Linked DNA regions of Mus musculus: region 2 is linked to region 1. Evidence: chromatin loops called from intact Hi-C (ENCODE). Cell type or tissue: gastrocnemius. All regions are shown on one strand. Each heading gives the region's core, and the rest is flanking DNA. Links, peaks and the distances in the headings are about the cores only. Region 1 holds the start of Uxt (ubiquitously expressed prefoldin like chaperone). Region 2 holds the start of Araf (Araf proto-oncogene, serine/threonine kinase).

What was found. Peaks named below come from ENCODE experiments on the same cell type or tissue, not always from the same donor. Only the 100,000 strongest peaks of a DNase experiment are listed, where the experiment ranks them.
Region 2: a loop joins it to region 1, with 3 times the contacts of the local background. A loop is called at or near these places in 4 of 42 quality-filtered maps.

The regions. Positions count from the first base shown.
Region 1 is chrX:20,960,505-20,963,419 of GRCm38, reverse strand. It overlaps Uxt (ubiquitously expressed prefoldin like chaperone), which reads left to right and starts at 1,442. Exons shown (of 7, transcript NM_013840.3): 1 at 1,442-1,486; 2 at 1,634-1,740. The coding sequence starts at 1,643. It overlaps A230072C01Rik (RIKEN cDNA A230072C01 gene), which reads right to left and starts at 1,744. Exons shown (of 6, transcript NR_027445.1): 1 at 1,708-1,744; 2 at 1,442-1,570; 3 at 763-883. In gastrocnemius, for the core only: a CTCF peak has its summit at 1,240; DNase peaks (open chromatin) are centred at 1,372, 1,723 and 2,436; H3K4me3 peaks cover 1,776 bases; H3K27ac peaks cover 1,939 bases.
Region 2 is chrX:20,846,908-20,849,822 of GRCm38, reverse strand. Araf (Araf proto-oncogene, serine/threonine kinase) reads right to left here and starts at 1,280. Exons shown (of 16, transcript NM_009703.2): 1 at 1,204-1,280. In gastrocnemius, for the core only: no CTCF peak of the experiment used is centred there; a DNase peak (open chromatin) is centred at 1,363; H3K4me3 peaks cover 1,667 bases; H3K27ac peaks cover 1,715 bases.

The sequences.
Region 1 (2,915 bases), core at 298-2,797:
ACAGCAGTAACCTACAAGCCGCCGTGCAGAGTGAACTCAGGCTGTCAGACTGGTTAGCACCGTTTAACCAGTGAGCCATTTGGATAACCTAAAAGTATCTTTTAAATTAAAGAAAAATTACATGAAATATGTTAATAAACTTAACAGACCCAACTCTAGTCTATCTAAACTGTTCTCCTTAGCAAATAAAGATTAACTAATATTATATAGCTTCCTAATATCTGCTTTAAGCACATCAAATTTACTTTTAAATACATGTAACATCAAATTTTGGTTTTGGTTTGGGGGACAAGGTTTCTCTGTAGCCCTCATCATGGACTGCATGCCACCAAGCAGAAATTCATTCAAGATAAATTTCTTAAAATTTGTCTCCATTTAAACATTTTTATGTGCTCTTATTCATTCCCTTTATGGAGGGTGAAAACCAAACAATGTGTGCAACATATATTTTTTTCAAACAGATCCCCACAGGATATACTGCCTTCCTTATAGATTAGTACCATAATCCTTGCTGGTCTATAGGCACTCTTGTGCTTTTAAAATTATTAAATGCTTAAGTGGTCTCAGTGAGTTCTTTTGGTTTTGATTTGGTTTGTTTGTTTTAAAGAGAATATGAAATTGGAGGAAAATGTGGTAGGAGGAGTCTAGGAGGAGTTGGAGGGAAAAGGGAGTGGAGATGATGAAAATATATTGCATACATCTATGAAACTCTCAAAGAATAGAAATGTTTCTAAAAGAAAAAAATAGGGACTATATAGATACCTCAGTAGTTAAGAGCACTGGCCAGTCTTATAGAGGACCCAGGTTCGATTCCCATTACCCACATGGTGCACACAAACTGTTGGTTGCTCCAGTTCCAGGGAATCCCACAACTTCTTCTGGCCTTTGTGGGCAATGCACGCATGTAGTCCATAAACATGCAGACAAAACACATAAAATAGGAAAACAAATGTAAGAGTAAGGAGGGGGGAATACAGAAATGGCTCATCAGTTAAAAACACATAAAACTTGCAGAGAATGTAAACTCCATTATCAGCACCCACATCATGGTAGCTCACAACTGCCTATAAGTTCAGTACCAACGCGCGCGCGCACACACACACACACTTCAAATTACTAATTATAAACACTTAACTCCCTCTCCCTACCTTCCTGTAAGTCCACCCTCCCTCAGAACCCGCCAAATCTCATTGAACGTCACCCAAACCAGTCTCCCGCCAGCTCGCGACGATCCGCCTGCTGGCAGACCGCGGCGTGCCAGGCCCATCTAGATCCATAGGATCCTGCTACCTCCAAGGATTCACTCAGGCCCCGCCTGCAGCCCTTCCCCTAAGTGCATCTTCCCACACGCCGGACCGCCCCTCCCATCGATTTGGTTGGCTCCCTTGCTGGAAATTACATCATCCATCCGCGCCACCCGGAAGCCGCGGCTCATACTAACAGTTATTGCCGGTGGCCCTACGGTAAACGCCGTACTCCTGTACCGGTGAGTGAACGAGTTCCAAAATCGGGTTGGGCAGAAGCAACTCCGTAGCTCGAGCCGAAAGAAGTCATCCCCAACGTTGAGTGGCTGGAGAGAATTTTGTGAAGTTTAAATAGAGCGCTCAACGTGCCCCCCCCTTTACTCCCCCAGGTGCCCGTCATGGCGACGCCCCCGAAACGGCGGGCCTTGGATACGGTGGGGGAGAAAGTGCTGCGGTACGAGACCTTTATCAGTGACGTACTGCAGCGAGACTTGCAGTGAGTGACAACGTGGGAGGCGTGACGTTTGAGAAATTTCACGTGGTGGGTGGGACAGAATGCCGACCAAACTTTCGGATTGGCCGCCCAGACTTCTGGGAATAGGGTTGACTTCTGGGCTGAGATGTGGTTGGAACTTGTCCCTTTAGCAGAGCTCTGACCTTGTTTGTTGGTTTAAAATAGTCATTCCGAACACAGGGTGTTTCTGACTAGGCCATTTAACCAATATTTATGAACAAGTTGTACCTTACTTCACCTTTGTGAACTTTATTCATCTGTGAAATGGAAAAGTTTATTAGGCCTTCTTAACGTGGTGTTTGAGTTTTAAATGTGTCAACTCCGGCACTTGGGAGCCAGAAGCAGGAGGATCTTTGTAAAGCTGAGAACCAGTCTGGGCTACAGACTAACTTTCTCAAAGGGAGAAAAAAATAGAATAAAGCCAGGCTCAAGCTCCATGGTGTGTGCCACTTCTAGTGGAGAGATGGGAAAATTCACTTGTTTAGCCAGGATTACAAGCCAGCCTTGAAAATAGAACAATATTCTATTTTAAAAAAAATCCAGTGTGGTGACACAGGCCTGCAATTGCTGTACTTGGGATAGTGTCAGGAGCAGGATGACCCAGAGTTGAAGGTGATCTTCACCTACATTCGAGGTTGTGTATAGCCTGGGCTTTGAGATTATGTCTCAAAACAAGCAAACTAGGGCCAGCAAGATGGCTTGCCTCCAACCCCATGCCCTAAGTTAGATCTCTGGGACCCACATGGTGGAAGAAAGAAAGACTCCCAAAAACCTGACCTCTGACCTCCAGGTATGTATCATGGCACCCATACATGTACACAAAATAAACACATAAATGCAAGTAAGAACACATTTTAAAAATGCAGATAAACCCCACTATTATTATATTGAGGCTGAGAGGAAAGAATTGTTTGGTGTGTTTACAAATTCAATACTTAGCCTGAGAAACTCAGATATTGTCTTGGGTAATAAAACAAATAACCTAAATAGTTGTTTTAGGAAAGGAATTTGACCCCAGTGCCTGAAATACACTAAAGACTCAACAACTGGATGATTGCTATTGCTGTCATTACTAATCTGAATAGAAAGTTAGGTATTTAGAACTAGGACTGTGTGAGCATGCTAAAAGAGATGGAGAGGTACATTTAGGGTGAAGA
Region 2 (2,915 bases), core at 226-2,725, 110 kb after region 1:
AAATCCCACTTTTTATGAACCAGCCCAATGATACTAACCCTTCTCTGCTGAGAATCTCCTATTGCTTATGTCATAGTTGAGTACCAAGATCTGAGACTCACTGCAGTGAGGAGACAGTGCACACGGTTCTGGACAGTGCAGAACACATGACTCTCTAGAGATTAATGGGGAAGCCATTATGTACTGCACTGAAAAATCACAGGTCTCAGGCACACAATGGAAATAAACAGGCTGTCTTAGCTTCAGAGAATGGGTAATCAGACACAGACAGGGGACAGGAAAATGGAGGATCATCAGACCTTGTTTTTAGATTGAAGGAAATGAAGACAGTACCAATGACCTTAAAAGGCACTGTGGGTATTCCAGAGCATAAGCTATAAGGCTAATGGTAGAATCAAAGGTACTGTCAGGTAGCTAATAGAGGTCACCAGACCCTCTAGAGTCCACAGAGGTTCGCCATACCCTAGACTAAAGAGAGATGTAATAAGAGTCACTACAGACTGTGAAAAACAGCTGGATAACAGACCACATTACACACTAAATCAAATGCAGTGGCAATGATGGCTCATCAGAAAACACTATCAAGAGGAAAGGCAAAGGAAGACAATGGTATCCAGATGAAGAAGATGGAGGTGAGGTTGGGGGAAGGGTTTCCAAAAACTGTACCTGATAACTACTGGGGGTCACAAACAGATTACTGGTGTAAACGCACTGTGAAATCATGGAAAGGGATTAGGGTGAACTAGGGATAATGAGGTAATCGTCAGACATCTTCCTAGGTGGCGTAGAATATGAAGGGCAATAAGGAACCATGGGAGAGAGCTGCATCTCCTGGACGTCGTGAGGAAACGTCATTAGACATTTTAAGGGGTTTAAGAATTCACCTTGGAATTTCGCACCCAAGCCCCAGACCCCAGACCCAATTTGGCTCCGTCCCGCCCTCCCCAAGGGCTTCAAGCTCTGTGCAGGTGCACTGCCACGCGCAGCAAGCGAAACCACCACTGCAGCCTGCAGGCCGACTCCTCCATCCACTCCCACGGTCGATGACGACGGTCTCGCCCTGGTCAAACCACTCCTTTGGTTCCGGGCGGGAGAACGCTGAGATTCAGACGGAAGCATCTTGGAGCTGAGCTTTCGGTCTGGACTTCATACCCGGGTCCCGCAGCCGCTCCAAAACCCGAACCCTACCGGGCCTGCCCTCACCTGTCACACCGCTACCACCACCACCGCCTCCATCTTGGGCTTGTCTTCTTGTTTCCTCTCAGTCCACCGCCACCGTCCCTAGGCTTTTTGCTATTGGCTCGCTGTGACTCGTCTCTCCATTCTTATTGGAGGATGATCATGCCCATCAAGACAGGGCCAGCGGAATGTGGGTCGTGTTCCGGATTAGGAGGGGTGGGCTCAAATGGCTGTCTCTAGGGCAAATTCGCCTGTCCTGATTGGCGCGCAGGCGCAGTCAGGGCGACTACTGCGTTTTAAGGACTTTAACCCTAACCGTGCTATAGAATAAAGAAGCTTGTCTTTTTTTGGTGTGCGTGTCAGAGGCACGACTCCATTTCAGTTTTGTATTTTCTGGCCATTTAAGACTGATCTGAGCAAGAGAAACCCTTAAATGCAATTTGGCCAGTAGTGTAAAGCACATTTTAAAGGACTATTCATATATCTTAATTTGATGGTCTTTAAAACAGGGTGGACTCAGACTAAATGATGTTCAGTATTTACCAGCTCTAAGAAACTGTAGTCATAACTTTTGCTAATTAGCGGATCCGTGCTGGAGGTCTGGCTCTAGGGAGGGAGGAAAGGGGTTGAGGAATTTGAAAGACAGACCACAGCTGGCTAGGTGAAGAAGGGAGTGTTGTTCTGGAATGCAATCCTGTGGCAGCCATTTGTGGACATATTTTAGGATGAATATAATTCTTAAACTGAATTTACCCAGGCATCAGAATAAGAAAAGGCACAGACACACACATGTGTATGTACCTACATTCTTTTTTTGGAGCATTTCCTTCAGAAAACTTTTATTTTCTCTGTCTATTGGAGATAGATAGATAGATAGATAGATAGATAAATCTTCCTTAAAAGCTTAGTTCTAGGGTTGTAGCTCAACAAGAGAATGAACCACAAAGCCCTGAGTTAAATTCTCAGCACCCTGCCCCTCCCCAAAGAGTATGGCAGTCTCTTGCCAGTTTTACAACCACAGAAAATTTTCCTAAAGGCCTTGAAACCATCTCTTTCAAATGTAACAACACCCCTATCTCCCTGTCTGATGCAAACTTCCTCTATGTGTCCAGCTCAAAGTTGTTCCTTCTTTCTTCTAAGATATGAGTCTTGGTTTTCCTTTGGATATAGTTAAGTAACAGATGGCCACCCTGACTACTAGATGAATTTAAGAGAAACTCTGTGTCCCAAATGGTACCGTCACGTTTTCTTACTTCAAAACGAGCTAGTAGTTATTTTGAGAACCTGTATGTAATGGGCTGAGTCTGTTGGTTCTATAAAAAGATAAGATTTCTTTCTTTAAGTTCTTTGCAAAAACAGGACAAGAAATAATTTGAAAATCAATCAATCATGAATCCAACAACATCATTTCTAAGTGTTTACTCTAGAGAAATGAAAACATATACCCACATGGTATGCTGGTAAATGTTAACAACCAGCTTTTCAAAAAGAAAACAATTGTAATTTGTAACATTTGTCAGTTGTGGTATAAAGATTCCTACAGTGGATGTTTCAAACTACCAATATGACATCACTGAACCAGAATTAAGAAAGGCCCTAAATTGGCTATGGTGAGCCAACCACAGCCCATTACATATCCACACTAAAACATGTATGCACATATTCAGATTAGCTTTATTCATATTAGGAAATGTAAAAACTAAAAACAAAAAAATACTAGAAACAGCCTTGGTATC